2 separate regions of the Homo sapiens genome follow, and region 2 is linked to region 1. A link is an interaction called in ENCODE POLR2A ChIA-PET data of the cell type or tissue named here. Cell type or tissue: HCT116. All regions are shown on one strand. Links, peaks and the distances in the headings refer to the core of each region. The heading gives the core; the rest is flanking DNA.

Evidence for each region. Peaks named below come from ENCODE experiments on the same cell type or tissue, not always from the same donor. Only the 100,000 strongest peaks of a DNase experiment are listed, where the experiment ranks them.
Region 2: POLR2A ChIA-PET joins it to region 1 with 6 read pairs; 3 of 35 experiments call an interaction of 5 or more read pairs at or near these places.

The regions. Positions count from the first base shown.
Region 1 is chr6:42,429,791-42,439,113 of GRCh38, reverse strand. The region is part of intron 2 of TRERF1 (transcriptional regulating factor 1); the gene reads left to right. Among named protein-coding and RNA genes, the nearest start is that of TRERF1, 17 kb to the left of the region's middle. In HCT116, for the core only: no CTCF peak of the experiment used is centred there; a DNase peak (open chromatin) is centred at 4,694.
Region 2 is chr6:42,299,333-42,308,655 of GRCh38, reverse strand. TRERF1 (transcriptional regulating factor 1) reads left to right here. Exons shown (of 18, transcript NM_001395490.1): 4 at 7,907-8,018. Among named protein-coding and RNA genes, the nearest start is that of MRPS10, 86 kb to the right of the region's middle. In HCT116, for the core only: no CTCF peak of the experiment used is centred there; no DNase peak of the experiment used is centred there.

The DNA.
Region 1 (9,323 bases), core at 2,073-7,072:
AGAAGCATTGCCATCTTTCTACGGCATGGCCTGCCATTTCTCTCTCCATCTCGCCTGCTCTTTTTCAGTCTCTAAGAGGCACTTTCACTTCTGTGTCTGTCCCCTTTTCTTCCTTGAGGCTCCTGGCCATGTATTCTGCGACACTCCCTTTCCACTCTCCACTCTGTTGGTGGGCTGCCCTCCTTCCCCTCCCCTCCCATCCTGTGCTCACCTGTGTGATTCCCTTCAGGGCAGGCCGTATGCTGTGTCCTCCCATATCTAAACCCTCTGATCTAATCTGCACAGAAGCACAGAACACAGAGCCTGGGGTCTCAGCCTTCTGTCCTTCTCAACTCGTACCTGCTCCTTCTGTGAGGACACTTTTGGGGCTTAAATTTAAAAACTTGGAAAGAGTTTTAAAAAGGCAAGTAGCTGATATGAATCTAGTCTTAACCAGGATGGCAGAATTTGGAAAAGCACAAGGGGGTTATTTTCTTTCTTTTTTCCTTTTTCTTTTTTTTTTTTGAGACAGAGTCTCACTCTGTTGCCCAGGCTGGAGTGCAGTGGTGTGATCTCGGCTGACTGCAACCTCCACCTCCCAGATTCAAGCAATTCTCCTGCCTCAGCCTCCCAAGTAGCTGGGACTACAGGTGTATACCACCACACCTGGCTAATTTTTGTATTTTTAGTAGCGGTGGGGATTTGCCATATTGCCCAGGCTGGTCTCGAACTCCTGACCTCAGGTGGTCCACCTGCCTTGGCCTCCCGAAGTGCTGGGATTACAGGCGTGAGCCACCGCCCCCGGCCAGGGGGATTGTTTTCTTTAGGAAGGTGAGGCAATGTGCTCTGGCCATGGCGACCTTACCTTGTATATGTTGGGGGACAGGATACATTTTAAAAAGTAACAGCTGCAAGCCGCTCACGGTGGCTCACTCTTGTAATCCCAGCACTTTGGGAGGCCAAGGTGGGTGGATCACTTGAGGTCAGGAGTTCGAGACCAGCCTGGCCAACATGGTGAAACCCCATCTCTACTGAAAATACAAAAATTAGCCAGGTATGGTGGCGGGCACCTGTAATCCCAGCTGCTCGGGAGGCTGGGGCGGGAGAATCGCTTGAACCTGGGAGGCGAAGATTGCAGGGAGCTGAGATCACGCCATTGCACTCGAACCTGGGAGACAGAGTAATACTCTGTCTCAAAAATAAATAATAAATAAATAAATAAATAAATAACAGCTGCCTACTAAGTGCAGATGCACACCATCATTTTAGGTCTGTTCCCCCTTTAACCCTCAGAACAACTGCATGAGGAAGGCATTCTTATCCTTATTATACAGGTGGGGAAATGGAGGCACAAAGAAATGCAGAAGCTCGTTCAAGGTCGTATGGCTAGTAAATTGCAGGGCAGGGATTCAGACTCCGGAACTCAGACCTGGGTGACTGTAAAAGCAGGTTCTTTTCCCCCTTGCTTATCCTACCTCCCATTTCGCCTTACCAGACAGCATGACTTGAGTTTCCTTCAAAAATATGACTATGATAATATGGTGGAAGGAACACCATGCCAACCCTCTGGGGCTATTCGTGGATAGCGCTAACTCTTGGAGCCTCATTTTCCATGTCCTCTCAGTACCTTTGTTTTACTGACTGAAAAGGTTTATTTTGAGAGTAAAATGAGATTTAAAAAAATGCAAAAGTGCTTTGAGAACTGTGAAGCCATATTCTTTACTCTTCTGCATAATCATTTTCTGAGGGGGTGAAACTCTGTGAGGGTGGGATCTCAGTGCCATCCCTGGGCTTTGGGCGCGATGGGTGCGTGGTTCACACACGTTGTTAGCTTCCAGAAGTGTTTGGGGCTGAATGTGCTCTCAGGTCTGCCCCAAATTATTCCACATGATTTGGGGGAATCATTGGTGGCTGGGCTGCAAGTGGGAGGACCTCCAACCAGAGCTGGAGTGCCCTTGTGTGTCCCTAGGAGGGTCACTTCACCTTCCTGAACCTCCGTTTCCTGAGGTGGTCACATCTACTTGGTTATTAGGAAGATTAACTAGCAGAATGTGTGTAAAAATCCACACTTGCTAAGCAAGATGATGATGACGTATTTATGGAATGGAAGTCATGGGCTCTGCAGTCTCTGGATCAGGCTCATCAGCCTTTCCTGGTCAGAATGTTCTGCCTCACATTTACACCACAGTCTCCTGCCTCTAAGGCCTGGAGCAGACATAATTGAAAGCTTTGTTAGTGTTAAGACTTTTTCACTGAAATTGTATAAATGGTAAGTGAAAGTAGTTCATATATATATATATATATATATATATATATATATTTTTTTTTTTTTTTGTAGAGGGAGATTGCAAATAATTCATAGTGATTATAGAGAATTTGGAAAATACTGACACAGATGAGGAAGAAAATAAAAAAGGGCTTTAATTCCTCCCTGTTAACATTTTAATATATTTCCTTCCAGTATTTTTTCTAGGCAGTAAAGTCTAGTGATTAAAAATTTAAGCACTGCAGTCAGACTGCCTGGATTTGAATCCAGGATCCTTCATTCACTTTAAATAACAATAGGCCTGGGTGAAATGAAATGAGACAATACATGTAAAACATCTGGGGCTGTGCCTAGCAGATAGTAAGTTCTTAATAAATATTAGCTATGATATTATGCTTTCAAAATCATATTAGGGTTCTTTTGAATGTGATTTAATACTTACTAATTAAATATTTTTTGGAAACTTAAAAAAATAGTTGCTTATTATCCTTTTTTTTTTTGAGACGGAGTCTCACTCTGTCACCCAGGCTGGAGTGCAGTGGTGCGATCTTGGCTCACTACAAACTCCGCCTCCTGGGTTCACACCATTCTCCTGCCTCAGCCTCCCAAGTAGCTGGGATTACAGGCACCTGCCACCACGCCCAGCTAATTTTTTTGTATTTTTAGTAGAGACGAGGTTTCACTGTGTTAGCCAGGATGGTCTCGAACTCCTGACCTCGTGATCCACCTGCCTCAACCTCCCAAAGTGCTGGAATTACAGGCGTGAGCCACTGAGCCCAGACGCTTATTATCCTTTCATATGGACTCTATGTTCAACAGATATTTATGGAGTGCCTACTGTGTACGGGGCACTGGGTCCCATAACTTATTTATTTATTTATTTATTTTTGAGATGGAGTCTCGCACTGTCGCCTGGGCTGGAGTGCAGTGGTGCAATCTCAGCTCACTGCAACCTCCGCCTCCTGGGTTCAAATGATTCTCCTGCCTCAGCCTCCTGAGTAGTTGGGATTACAGGTGCCCCCCACCACGCCTAGCTAACTTTTGTATTTTTTTTTTTGGTAAAGACGGGGTTTCACTATGTTGGCCAGGATGATCTCGATCTCTTGACCTCGTGATCTGCCCGCCTCAGCTTCCCAAAGTGCTGGGATTACAGGTGTGAGCCACTGCGCCCGGCCTCCATAACTTATTTAACTAGTCCCTATTATTAGGAATTTACCTTATTTATCATTTTTTAACTATTATAAATAATACTTTGATAAATATCCTTGTACATAAATCTTTAAGTTCATCTTAGATTCTTTTTGGGCGGTAAATTCCTAAGAAGGAGTATTACTCTGTCACCCAGGCTGGAGTGCAGTGGCGTGATCACAGCTCACTATAGCTTTGACCTCCTAGGCTCAAGCAATCCTCCTGCCTCAGCCTCCTGAGTAGCTGGCACTACAGGAGTGCACCACCATGCCTGGCTAAGTTTTTGTGTTTTTTGAGTAGATGCACTCGGCTCTGTATACATGCCATCCATGTCTCCTCAAAAAATACAAAAACTTTTAAAGAGCTTACCCTTAATTAATGTTTTAGCCGTTTTCTGGACAATTCAGGCCACTTAAACACTTAGGCCTTTTTTACCTCCCTTATGCCTTTTGAAGTCTTGTGTATTTTAATTCTCTCTCTATGAAACCCCAGAAGACATTTTTTTTGTGTGTGTTTGTTTGTTTGATTTTCTTTCTTTCTTTTTTTTTTGAGACAGAGTTTTGCTGTTTCTGCCCAGGCTGGAGTGCAATGGTACAATCTCGGCTCACTGCAACCTCTGCCTCCTGGGTTCAAGCGATTCTCCTGCCTCAGCCTCCTGAAGTAGCTGGGATTACAGGCACCCACCACCACGCCCAGCTAACTTTTTTGTAGTTTTAGTTGAGACGGGGTTTCACCATGTTGGCCAGGCTGGTCTTGAACTCCTGACCTCAGGTGATCCGCCCGCCTTGGCCTCCCAAAGTGCTGGGATTACAAGCATGAGCCACCACACCCGGCCCATTGTTTTATGTAGACAATAATAATTTAGATTAATCCACATACTTACTCTTTTTGCTGTTCTTCATTTCCTTCCATATAAGCATGCTTCTCTCTCAGCTTAATTTCTTTCTACATGAATAACTCCTATTAGGGGTGTGTGTGTGTGTGTGTGTGTGTGTGTGTGTGTGTGTGTGTGGTGGAGGGTGTCTGCTGGTGTTCCAGTTCTCCCAGTTTTTGTTTGTCGGAAAATGCGTTTTATTCACCTTCATATTTGGGAGATTTTTTTCCCCTGGAAAAAAATCTTTATTCACCTTCATATTTGGGAGATTTGGGCTTGTTTTATTTTCTTTCAGTCCTTTGGAAATGTCATTCCATTGTCTTCTGGCTTCCTTCATTTCTGTTAAAAAGTCATCTGTCAGTTTTATTGTGGTTCTTCTGAAAGTAACATATCTGTTTTTTCTCTTTGGCTTTGTTTTTTTTTTTAGCAATTTTACTATGATGTACATAGGTGTGGTTCTCTTCATATGGATCCCCTGTGGAGTTTGGAGTGCATCTGTAAATCATGGCTCTGTGTTTTTGGTCAGTTTTAGAAAATTCTTGAAGCATTGTCTTCCAATTTTGCTTTTGCTGTTTAATCCTCTCCTCCCTTTCTCAGGCTCCTGCACATATGTTAGACCCTTTCATGGTATCCTACATGTCTCTGGAACTCATTTCTGTATTTTCTGTGCCTTTATGTATTTTTTTCTACTGACCCATCTTCCACAGCACCAGTCATTTCTTTTACTATTCCTTTTTGTTGTCAAGCACATCTATTCAGTTCTCTCTTTTTTGAAAAACAGAGACAGGGTCTTGCTCACTCTGTTGCCTAAGCTGGAGTACAGTGGCACAAACTTGGCTCACTGCAGCCTCAAACTCATGGGCCCAAGTGGTCCTCCTGACTCAGCCTCCCGTAGCTGGGACTGTAGGTGTGCTCCACCATGCTTGGATAATTAAAAAAAATTTTTTTTTTGTAGAGATGGGGTCTTGCTCTGTTTATCCAGGCTGGTCTTGAACTCCTGACCTCAAGTGATCCTCCTGCCTTTGCCTCCCAAAGTGCTGGGATTATGAATGTGAGCCACCATGCCTGGCCCTTGTAATTTTAAAGTTCTGGCTGACAACTTCAATATTTGGATACCTTCTGAGGTTTGTTTTTATTGATCGTGTATTTTTGTTGGTTTGGTCCTATTTCCTGACATGCTTGGTGATTGTTGTTTGAGTGCTGGGCATTTTACCGTGGAAAATGTAGAGGCTCAGTTAAGGCTGGTATATTTTTTATTTGCCCTTACCTGTACAATGGTACAAGAAGGCCTTGGTAGGCCCTGATTTCAGAGTTTCATCTGCTTGCCACTGTAAAACTACCAAAGCTCTGCTTAATGTGCTAGTGTTTTAATAGCTTTTTTTTTTTCTGTTTGGATTCCTAGGTTTTAGCTCTGTGCACAGAAGACTTAGGTGTGTGTCAGTGCCTTGAGGAGAAATCGCTTGCAGAACATTGGACTCATTTCTTTGGGGTTCACTTTTTTTTCTGGTATCTTGGGCTCTTAAATCTTGGATATGTTCATAGCCCTGAACTCCAGTTTTTGTCTTCTCGGCCCAGGGAGAAAGCTGCTGAAAGCTTTCATTTACTGCTTTCTGTTTTGCCTCTGTGTTCCTTGCACCAGATTAGCAAGTGTCCTGAGGGAAAACAGTAGCTACTAATACATGGCTCACCTCACTGCACCTCCCTTTCCTCTAGGAGCCTGGTCCCTCAAGTCCCAACTGCCTTGTTGTATTTCCACACCTTCAAAATGTTATTATTATAATTATCTTGTATTTTATCTATCTTATGTAGCTGTTCTGTACCAGAGGACTAGTTTAATATTCACTGCCCCATAATACCTGAAAGCGAAGTCTAATTTCGTATCCTTTATGATTAACATTAGAAGTATTTTCCATGTCTTTAAACATTCTTTAATTCTTTAGGTGACTTTTTTTTTTTTTTTTTTTGAGACAGAGTCTCACTTTGTCTCCCAGGCTGGAGTGCAGTGGCATGATCTCTGCTCACTGCAACCTCTGCCTCCTGGCTTCAAGCGATTCTCCTGCTTCAGCCTCCTGAGTAGCTGGGACTACAAGGCGCCTGCCACCACGTCTGGCTAATTTTTGTATTTTTAGTAGGAACAGGGTTTCACCATATTGGCCAGGCTGGTCTCAAACTCCTGACCTCAAGTTATCCACCCACCTCAACCTCCCAGAGTGCTGGGATTACAGGTGTGAGCCACTGTGCCTGGCCCATCATGTGATTTTTTAATATTTGCACAAGCTCCCTGTTATGGCTTTTATGATCTACTCACATTTTCTTCAATTGTCAGATACTTAGGTCATTTCACACAGTTTGCTTTTATGAATAATACCGCCACAAATGTCTTTGTATATTTTTGCTGAAGCATTTTATTCATATTTTAAAAGTGTGGAGTAGAAATGATCAGAGTTGAAAATACTAATCAGTAGTGATTGTTTTTATGCATATAGCATGTACAAAAATAAAACTATAGACCTTTTCTCTCTTGGATGGTTCAGAAAGAAGCTTTCCTTTTTAAAAAGTATTTTTATTTCTTGAGAAATATTCATATAATGCTCACCACGTGCCAGACAATTCTTTTACATGCTGTATAATACTGACTTTAATTCTCCCAAGAGCCCTAGGGCACAGGTATTATTACTGGTCCTCTTTTTTGAGAAGAGGAATCTGAGGCATGAGGGAATAGGTCACTTGCCCATGGTACAGTTGTCAGTGGCAGAGCTGAGCCATGCATTCTGACCCTAGAGCCTGTACTGTTAACTGCTATACTATACTACCATGAGCTCATCGTTCTCATTTATTATCACTTTCTTTCTAACCATTTTAGCTTATTTCAGGGCTTCCTCAGTCTTCTGTTAGTTGGGCCTTTTTTTCTTTCTCATCGGGTAGGGGGAGGGACATGAAGGTGGGGACAATTTGGGACAGAAGCTTCCATTGACAGAAGGTGCATTTGGGACCTGGTCTCAGACATGGCGGCTCACTTTATAGCTTGAGAAGGTAAGGTTGCCTAGTGGCTTATATTGTATCTATTGTGGGGTTGGGGGGTCCCTGGTGTGTATTGAGTGACAAGGGAATTTCTGCTGCCACCTCTGGCTTGACCGGCTAGTGTTGGCTGGGCCACTGCCTTTCCAGTTTTGAGAGGAAGAGTAATTTAATCTCTCTTCCCTCCCTTCCTCCAGTTCTACTTAGCGTAAGGATAAAGAGGTGTAAATAGAGGGCCCACTAATTGGAGTATCAGGGCAGCCACAGGGCAGTAGGGAATGAAAGGATTAAGCGCTGGTGCTTTGGACCTAATAAACTGCAGGGAGTGAATGAAGAGTAAGAAACCTCAGACCCTGTGGAACTTCAGTTCCTTTTTCTTTCTGCCTCTCTGTTTGGAGCCTTCTGTACTTTTCCACATATATCTCCATTTTCCTCTCTGTACTTGTCATTCTATTTTCCATTCTTATCTTTCTACCTACCCACCTTCCCTTTTTTCTCCATCTCTCGCTTTCCTCCTTTCTATTAATTGCTAGTTATATATATGTTAAGTAGCCTGTATTTTAAAATGTCTTCTATTTATTGAATAAATTTTTTCCATTTTTAGTCTAAAAACAAGCTTTTTAGCTTTTGCACTCTCAAGAAAAAATTTGCTGAATGAAATTACTCTTCCCTTGTCTTTAGTTATTGATTAACATTTTCTTCTCTTTTCTTTTCTTTTTTTTTTTTTTTGAGACTGAGTCTTGCTCTGTCACCCAGGCTGGAGTGCAGTGGCACAATCTCAGCTCATAGCAACCTCCACCTCCCAGGTTCAAGCCATTCTCCTGCCTCAGCCTCCCGAGTAGCTGGGATTCAGTTGCCTGCCACAACACCCGGCTAATTTTTTTTTTTTTTTTTGAGATGGAGTCTTGCTCTGTCTCCAGGCTGGAGTGCAGTGGCACAATCTTGGCTCACTGCAACCTCCGCCTCCTGGGTTCGAGCGATTCCCCTGCTTAGCCTCCCAAGTAGCTGGGAGTATAGGCATGCACCACCACGCCTGGCTAATTTTTTGTATTTTAGTAGAGACGGGGTTTCACCATGTTGGCCAGGATGGTGGTCTCCATCTCCTGACCTCGTGATCCACCCACCTTGGCCTCCCAAAGTGCTGGGATTACAGGCATGAGCCACCGCGCCCAGCCAACGACTGGCTAATTTTTGTATTTTTAGTAGAAAAGGGGTTTCACCATGTTGTCCAGGCTGGTCTCAAGCTCCTGACTTCAAGTGATCCACCCGTCTTGGCCTCCCAAAGTGCTGGGATTACAGGCATGAGCCATAGCGCCTGGCTTATTAATTAACATTTTCTATTTCTTCTCTTGGTCAGCAGCTCTTAAGAGAAAAAAGATTCAACTCCTTGCTTTTTGGAGTGAGGGAAGATGGTCTAATACTGATTTTGGGGGGCAGTAGGTGTGGGACTTGCCGGTTTTCTTAAGATTGTTTGAGTTTATAACTCATCACCAGAAGTCTGAGAGGGCTTTGAGCCATATTTATTAAATGATATCAAGGGAGATTACCAGGAAGAATGATGGGATGGGGTGGCAGAGAATGACAAGGAAACCTGTCTCTCTCCTGCTTACAACCCATCAGCGGCCCCCACCAAGCAGTACAAGCCAGAGTCCATACAGTAGTCCTTAGCCCCCCTGAGGCCCTGTCTTTCTACAGCTCTCCTCCTCATTCCTCCTCTCCAGCCCCATATCTGGTATGCGCTTGCCTCAGGGCCTTTGCACAGCCGTCCTCTCTGCTGGGGTTGCTCTTCCAGAACCTAGATACTCATCTGCATTGCTCCCTCCCGGCCCTCTTTCAAGTCTTGGCTCAGAAGTCTGTCTCTTTCTCAACAGGGCTTTCCTCACCTCTCCAGTTAGGTGCGCCACACCTTCGCCCGAATGACCCATCCCCTTTACTTGCTCTGTTGTTCCTTTTCTTCCAAAACACTTCAGCCTGTTCCCGTCCTCTGTAGTTTGCTTG
Region 2 (9,323 bases), core at 2,636-7,635, 130 kb after region 1:
CCTCCAGCTCCACCCATGTTCCTGCAAAAGACACGATCTCGTTCTTCTTTATGGCTGCACGGCCATTTTAAAGTATACAAGTCATTGGCGTTTCCTGCATTTACAATGTTGTGCAACCTCACCTAGGTCTAGTTCCAAGGCATTTTTGTCATCCCAGAAGGAAACCCTGTACCCACTCACCATTCTGCCCTCCCCAGCCCCTTGCAACCACTAACCTGCTTTCTGCTTCCATGCCTTGGCCTATTCTGGATGTTCCAGATAAAAGGAACCGTACACTATGTGACCTTTTGTGTTTGACGTCTTTCACTTAACACCCTGTTTTCGAGGTTCATCCATGTTGTTGCATGTATTAGTGTTTATTTCCTTTTTATTGGTGAATAATATTCCATTGTATGAATATAACACATTTGTTTATCCACTCATCAGTTGATGGACATTTGGGTTCTTTCCACCTTTTCAGCTCTGTGAATAATGTTTCTAGGAACATTTGTGTGCAAGTTTCTGTTGGAGTACCCATTTTCGGTGATGTGGGGTATATACCTAGAAGCAGAATTCCTGGGTCACATGGTAATGCAATGTTTAAATGTGTTGAGAAACCAGCTGAACTGCCCTCCACAGTGGCTACACCATTTTCCATCCCTACTGGGAATGCATAGGGTGCCAGTGTCTCCACTTCCAGGTCAACACTTGTGATTTTGTGTTTTTGGTTGTGGCCAACCTGGTGGGTGTGAAGGGAAGCTTCATTCTTCACAAGTTCCCAGGATGGTTCGTGTAGACCTGAAAGTTGGAGAACCACCACTTTGATGAGAGCTCCTCTTTCAGTGAGTTCAGTCAGAGTCTACTGTTCCCAGGTTCTGGGACTCCCTGCAGCAGTGCCTTTGTTGGGCTGGGGAAGCCCATCAGGGAATTGGAATTGTTACTTCGTGTGCTGTTGTAATAGCGATCGGATCTTTTTTTTTTTTTTTTCATACATTTACCTCTCCCCTTTAGTAAGCACAACTGAGTAGAAAGGAACAGTTTGCCATTGACTTGTCCTGGGAAAGCCAGATCAGCACAGATGACCCACCCCCTGGTGTCCCCTGGGTGAGTTTCTGCAAAGCTCCTCTACTTGTCCATCTGAGGCTGGCCTGGAGGGCCCGTTCCAATATGAAATAGCCTTGAACTCTCCTGTTTTAATAAAATTTAATGTGGAATTTTGTATTCTACTGTGTAATATAGAGCTGGGCCTGTTTTAATTAAAAATTAAAGGATTTTACTCCAAATATTTAAGTGTATTTCAGAAACACATCAAGTTAATCCTGTGGCCCTTAGGATGAACGTGATAAACCTGAATAAAGGGACAGAGGAGTGTGAGGGGAGGAGGCCGTGTGGGGAGCACTTAATGAAAGGAATAGTATTCCTCTTTAACAATGAGGGTTTTGTTTTCTTCTTCTGGAATTTCCTCAAAATTAATCTCTAGGGTGGAACACAACATTTAGGTGATACATTGTATATGCAAGCAAAGGGAGCAAGGTCCTACTATTAATATAACTGCCTGCACTGCTTCAGAATTGTTCTAGGACATAAGCCAAGGTCCTCTTCTTCAAGTCGGCGGTCTCAGCCTTGGCCACATATCACAACCACCTGGCGAGCTTTACACGCTCTTGTTTAACAGGGTGTTCAACAAGAGCCCAGGTGAAACCCAGGCATCCCTGGTTTCTAAAGCTCCAGGTGATTCTGATGTGTAATCAGGATTGACTGCTGTGCCAGGCCATTAGACACAGCGGTGAAAAAAACGGACATAGCCCATGCCCTGATAGAGCTTACAGTCTGACTGGGGAGACCAACTCGTTAATCACATAATTGATTAATTACAACTGTGATAAATGCTGTTGCCCAGTTAAATTTCAGAGGGATGGAGACATCTTCCCAAAGCTATAGCCTGACAGATGAGTAGATGCTAATGAGAGGAGAGCTGGGAAAAGGGCATCCCAGGCAGAGGGACTGGCATGTGCAAAGGCCCTGGGGTAGAAAAGAGCTTGGTGTGTCTGAGGACTTGAAAGACAAGCTGGTTGGAGCTGTGAGCAAGGAGGGGTGGGCAGCCTGAGGCTGGGGAGCAGATGGTAGCCTGTCACCCATGTTAGCCTGTGGTGAGTCCACCTGACATGCTGTCAGTGTTTGAGCTGCTCTGATATTGGTGTGAAAGGCCCAAGCTTCTGTGCTCTGGAATGAGCAGATACACGAGGGCCTGATTAAGTGATCTGCCTATATCCCATCATGGTCTGGGCAGGATCCCCTTCCTCCAGTGCATGAAAATTATTCTTTACTCAGCCTCCATGGAGAGAGAGGAAGGGCATCAAAAGAAGGGGGAGATTGGCCGGGCGTGGTGGCTCACACCTGTAATCCCAGCACTTTGGGAGGCTGAGGCAAGTGGATCACTTGAGGTCAGGAGTTCCAGACCAGACTGGCCAATATGGCAAAACCTCCATTCTATTAAAAATACAAAAATTAGCTGGGCATGGTGGCGCATGCCTGTAATCCCAGCTACTCGAGAGGCTAGGGCAGGAGAATTGCTTGAACCTGGGAGACAGAGGTTGCAGTGAGCCGAGATCGCGCCACTGCACTCCAGCCTGGGAGACAGAGTAAGACTCTGTCTCAAAAAAAAAAAAAAAAAAAAAAAAGGAGAGATATTTGGAGAGAGAATGGGAGTTTTCCTCACGTCTGAAAAGTTTCTGGGCCTCACTTGAAAATTACATCTCCTTCTGGCATCTCCACATAGAACTCATTTGACAGAACTGTGGGTCCCTAGGTGACTGGAGCCTGGGATCTCATTGCAGTGATTCCTCTCTGCACTGTTTCTCAGATGCTCTGTAGAGCCTGTCTCACATTTAATTCCTCCCTCCTCTCCATTTTCCTGCATCCCCCTCCCCCTGTTCCTTTTTCTTCTTTTTAAAATCTGTGCCAATTTCTAATGAATTGTGGGTGGCATGGAGGGAATTCTTCACACTTCATTTGGTCCTGCTTCATAGTTTATATCCTGTGTCCCTCCCTTCCCCTGGCTGAACCCCCCGTCCTCGGTCTGGTAGATGTGAGCTGTTCTTTTCCTTTCAACGGCCTTGTGGCTGCAGAGAACCCCTCTTTGATTTGGGCTTTTAGATACTCATTTAAAGTGCTTGTTCCTGTGTATTAATTTCTTCCTTCCCTAAGACTCCTAATCTTCACTCTCCCTTAACTCAGACAGCAGTGTGGCCTGTGAGGCGGCATTTGTCACCCCCATTGTATAGAAGGGAAACTGAGGTTCTGATAGCAGCGTGGGGCTGTGGGAAGATTCTGGCCTTGCTTGGTGGCATGGTGGATGTGACAGGTCCTTGGAAAGTCACACAACCCTCCAGGGCTGCCTCTTTACTGGTCATATGGGAAGGAGATAAGATTTCTACCCCTGTAAGGAGGCAGGGTGATGGGATAAAGAGGATGGGATTTGGCCCTTAAAGCTCTGGCTCAACCACTCAGTTCTGTGGCCTTGGGCAAGGCATCAGACCTCGGCTTCCTCACTTGTAGAATGGTGATCCCTACAGCACCTCAGCAGGATGGTTGTAAGTACTAGAGGCACTGTCTGGGAAGTCCTAGCAACGTGCCTGGTCTGAATGGGATATAGTAGCTGTTCTTTGGCCTTTGGGATATAGTAGCTGTTCACCTCCCCTGCCATCTGGGATTCGGCTGTTTGTCCAAGAGGACCCTAATCATTATGGTGGAGCTGGAATTAGAACTAGAATCCAGGTCTACTGGCTTCAGGCCCTCAGCTCCTGGGAGGAGCTATCTGTAAGCACCCTGGTTTTGTGAGCTGGATAATTCTTGCTGTGGGTAGGCCTTTCTGTACACGGTAGAATGGTAGTTCTCAACTGGGAGTGATTTTGCAAGAGACAGTTGGCAATGTCTGGAGAGTTTTTTCATTGTCTCGGCTTGGGAGGGTCTACTGACTTCTAAGGGGTAGGGGCCAGGTATCTGGATTGTTCTGGGATCTCTCAGCACAGTGGTTGGGGACCTTTGAAGGCACAGACCAAGAAATAGCAAGTCATCAGAACCCCTGGTCAGCAATAGCTGACTCTGAGCCTTGCAAAGCTGCCCTGCAGCGTCAGCACCGGCTGGGAAATCCTTGTGGATTCTTGTGGATATTCACATAGAGGGAGGGGCATGATTATCCCCACTCACTGGGTATAGTGCTAGCAACAGCTGCCACTTATCCAGGGCCTATTAGGAGCAGGGGCAGCGTGCTCAGTGAGGGACCTACGCTCTCACTGATCTGCCTGTTCAGCAAGGAAGACACTGCTAAGTAACCTCATTTCACAGAAGTGGGACAAGGCCATACGGCTAGTGAGGGGCAGAGCCTAGGTCTCCTTAGCTCCAGAGCTCACATGCTATGCATGAAATTGCATGACCTTTCTTAGAAAGTAACACCCCCGTGAGGCTTCTCCAGCAATCATTTTAATAGAATGCTTATCCACATCCCTGTGTCAGCACTGGCCACCTAATTTTGCCACTGGCCAAACTGAATTTACCACTGTTGCAGAAAACAAGTAGGTAAGAATCTTAAAACTTATCATACATTGGGAGGGAGGGCAAGGGTGCCCCTATTTTGGATGTCTCATGCCAGTTTGGGAAGAGGGAGAATTTAGCAGTTAGGCACAATATGTTCCTAATTTGCCCTAGAAAACTTCTTGGGTGCTTTTGGAAAAACCTGTACATCTTCTTTTTTTTTTTTTTTTTTTTTTTTTATGAGACAGTGTCTCCCTCTGTCACCCAGGCTGGAGTGCAGTGGTGCGATCTCTGCTCACTGCAGCCTTCACCTCCCAGATTCAAGTGATCCTCTCAAGTAGCTGGGACTACAAACACAAACCACCACACCTGGCTAATTTTTGTATTTTTTTGTAGAGATGGGGTTTCACCATGTTGCCCAGGTTTTGTCTCAAACTCCTGGGCTCAAGCGATCCACCCACCTCTGCCTCCCAAAATGCTGGGATTACAGGTGGGACCCACTGTGCGCAGCCAAACCTGTACATCTTTAATGCCTGTCTTGAATACCACAGTGATTGGAGCACAGTGTGAGGTTAAGAAACAGTGCAGTCCTGATTAAGAGCCTTCTCTCCTAATTAGAGTATGCCATGCTCCATCCTGTCACAGGACCTTTGCACAGGCTACTCGGTGTACCAGCAGCACCCTTGCTCTCTATCTTTCCCCTGCTGCCCTCCCTACTTTGCTTCAGTAATTTATTCTTAGGGCTCATATTAAAGACTAATTCCTTAGGAAAGCATTTCTGCCCCATGTCCATGCTAGTCCATCTTCTGGCATATGCTATTATGCATTAGCTATGTTTCTTTAGGGGACCACTATTATAGTTATCTCTAATTTGTTAATGTTGGTTTCCTTCTTGCACTTGATTGTAAGCTCCATGAAGGTAGGGAACACACTGGTCTCACTCAGCTGTTGTATGCCAAGTGCCTTGCATTTGCCTAGTACATACTAGGCACCAGCCAACATTGGATGGGTGAATGGATGGTTAGATGAATGGATTGAACTAGTTAATTTCATTTCCTTTCCCTTAACTCCAGCCAATAATCTCTTCTTAGGGAATTGTAATTATCTGTTTATATGGTTCTCTTGAGCCTCTTTGAAGAAGAACCTGTCTTTAGAAGCCCTGAGTCTAGCTCCATGCCTGACTTACAATAGATGGCTAATAAAAGTTGGCCATATGTTGTCTAAGACAAACTCTTGCCCATAAGACAAGCAGTTCCAAGAGCTCACGCCTCTGCAGAGAGGACCCTAGAAAGTTGTTTTCATACATAGAGGGTTAGGATGGTGAATTTATTCACAGAAACGGAATGAAGTGCATTCCTGCTTCCCACCCGTGCCATGCTTAGCTCCTTGGTAAGGTCTGCTATTCAGGTTGCCAGTTACTGTACTGACTTATTTGTACATAAACAGTTATTCCCCATAACCTTCCCTTTGCCAACATTCAGAGATAATGATACACAATCTTTGTAACATTACAGATGTTGCTTCAAAAACACTCTGTTGCTATAGGAATGTTTGTGATGTGCTTATCGCTAGAATTTCATGAGCAACAAACTCCAAAATTGCAGATGATTTAACATTTGAAGCAGGGAGTTGAGAGTGTATGTGTGTTTGCATTTAAAAAAACAAAACAAACAAGGCTTTGAAAAAGGAAGTTTTCTTCTGCAGAGTTATCTTCTTCTAAAGCTTAAAATAAGAACTACTTAAAAGCAGCGAATTTAGAAGAATGAGCACTTTCTCTTAAACATTCAAATGGGTGAAAATGACTTGTAATGCCTCCCTCAAGTATTAAGGAAATAGGCAGTTAAAGGTTTTTTTTGGAGCTAGCTGTCACAGACAAAGGATTTCTCATTTAAAAAAAAATCATTTTATAGCATTAAATAGTAGGAATGCATACCAGCAGCCCTTTTGGCATCTTGAAAATGATTTATTTTCTGAAATGTCCCAGTGCATTTTAATAGATGACTCTTTGTTCTTCTCATTCAGGGAGGGAGCTTCAGGCGGGGTTGCCATAGTTAGGGTTGGGAAGTTCAGGGTGGAGGCAGACAGGGCTCCAGGAACAGCTTTCCATGAGCCTCACACTTTGTTACCTGAACACAGCAGGTGGGTGCCACCACCTATCTCCAAACAGCATGGAGCCACACTTTCCCAAAGCTCCTGCTGTGGTTCTCCTTCCCAAAGAGAGACTCTCTGAACTAACTTTTTATAGTCCAGAGAGTGAATTTGAAATCATTTTTCTTTCTAGCCTCCCTCTCTGAACATATCAGCTAGACATCTTAGGAAAGGTGTGCAATGTGGAAGTCTCTACTATAGCAATGCTGCTACTCAGCTGTGGCTCAGGAGTGGTGCTCTCTGCAAACTCTTTAGCGGTCCATGAGATAAGTTCAGAAATTGAGTCGGTGCTTAGTAACTTTCATGCCGATTTGACAGAATAATCTGTTGAATCAAAGAACTTAAAAGTGAGCTTGCACTTTGTATCAGTATCTTTTCATTTCCTTTTTCTAGCAGTTCATTTTTACTATATTTTATTAAAGTAGTCATCTCTAATGGTGTGGAAAATTTTTTAAAAACTGGTCCTTCGGCTGGGCACGGTGGCCCACGCCTGTAGTCCCAGCACTTTGGGAGGCCGAGGCGGGCAGATCATGAGGTCAGGAGTGCAAGACCAGCCTGGCCAACATGGTGAAACCCCGTCTCTACTAAAAATACAAAAATTAGCCAGGTGTGGTGGTGGGCACCTATAATCCCAGCTACTTGGGAGGCTGAGGCAGGAGAATTGCTTGAACCTGGGAGGCAGAAGTTGCAGTGAGCCAAGATCACACCATTGCACTCCAGCCTGGGCAACAGAGTGAGACTCTGTCTCAGAAAAAAACAAAACAAAACAAAACAAAACAAAACAACTGGTTCTTCATGACAAATAACTTGAGAAGCTGTATGCCAAGGCACCTGTAAGCTGCTGTAGCTCCCCCATGAGGAAAGTCAGCTGTTGAATGGATTTGGGGAATCACAGCACTTAGCAAATGATATTATAATGAAACTCAGATCTCTCTCTGTCTCTCTATATCTCTCTGTGTCTGTCTGTCTGTCTGTCTGTCTCTCTCTCTCTCTCTGTTTCCTAAGTGTAGAGACTGCATCCAGTTCATCTCCATGGCCTCATTCCTCAGTGCCCTGCCTGGCACATTGCAGGCCTTTGGAAATGTTTGTTGAATGCATGCCTGTCTGCTTCCTCATTACCTAAGAGTAGGTGAGGACAGCCTCGGGAATTTCCCTGGGATTTCTGGTAGTGTCTTCTGCAGGATGGTGATGAAGAGCTAGGAGCAAATGATGAGGAAATGACCTTTCCTTTTTCTTTTCCCCACAGGACCAGGCCTCCTCTTCCCACCTGTCCAGCAGCATGAAAGCAGCATGATTGGCCGACCGCAGGAGAAGCCCCCAGAACCAGGCCCCCAACTCAGCCATCTGCGGAGGTCAAGGTGAGCTTGCTTTCCTTCTTCTGGAAGGCTGAGGAATTTTCATTTTCATTTTAACACTTTCTGTATGCATTTGTAATCCCTTGCTATGTGCTAGAAGAATGAGGTTTCCTGGGATGAGGGTAGACTTAGAAAGTGCATGTCACTTTACAGATTAAAGTGTGCTCATTTTGGTTAAAGGAGAGGCTGATATGGAGCAGAAAGGACTGAGTTGAGTGTCTAGAATGGAGCTCTTATTATTCTTCCACCACCTCCTGAATCTGGGACCTTGGACAGGTCTTACAGGATGGGGTATCCAGGGAATTTTGAATGAAAAAATCTCTGAGACAGGATAGAATGGGAAAGATTACTCAGTCCACGACCTGAGAGTCCCAGTACCTGCTAGACAGACTTCTGTCCCACACAGAGTCATAAGGGGCCTTAGATGATCAGTCAGGCCAGTTTCCAGCCAGTGTTGGACAGTTAGTTGTTAGTTCTGTCTGCTGGTCTCTGCTCTGCCATTAGGAACCACAAAGACTTGGCTTTCAAAGACTCTTCCACATGCCTCTCTCACTGGGTTTGAAGATTTGAAGATTTGGCTGTCATGACTCCGTCTTTCTTTTTTTGGTATAAATTCTCCCTAGAGACTGGTGCCAGTCACCTTGTCCTCTCGTCCCCTCTGTGTTGGAAAGGGCTTTAGTTACCTCCAGCGTCTGCCTTGCTGGTTGCTCATGCAACCTGCACCATCTTCAGTAGAGAATCATTCATTCACCATTCGTTCTTCAGTGGCTATTTACAGCCTCCTTTGTGACAGGCACTGTGCTAGACTCTGGAGATATATCAATGAAGAAGAAAGACAGGGTCTCTGTCTTTTAAGACAAAATAGGTTTAGATCCTTAGAGTTTGAAATATGCATTGAACTACTTCCGTGGGCTCCTTTTTTACATTTTTATCTCTGCAACTTTTTTTCTTAAATGTCCCATAAGTGCTTCAAAAAACATCTTTAAATATTGGATATAGTTTTCTATATATCATCATTGAAAGATAAGTTAGCTTATTGTGCAGCTCAAATCATCTATAATATGTTCTTTTCTGATTTTGTCTGATTATCTATCAATTATTGAGAGAGGTGTGTTAAAGCCTCCCACTGGATTTGTCAGTTGCTCCTTGCAATGCTGAAATTGTTGCTTTATATGTTTTGAGGCAATACTGTTTGGTGCATAGATGTTTAGAACTGGTGTATTTTATTGATGAATTGGGATTTATTTCTACCATCTTTACATGCATTTAATTTTTTCTGCTCTTTCTTTTAGGTTGAGGTATTTTCCC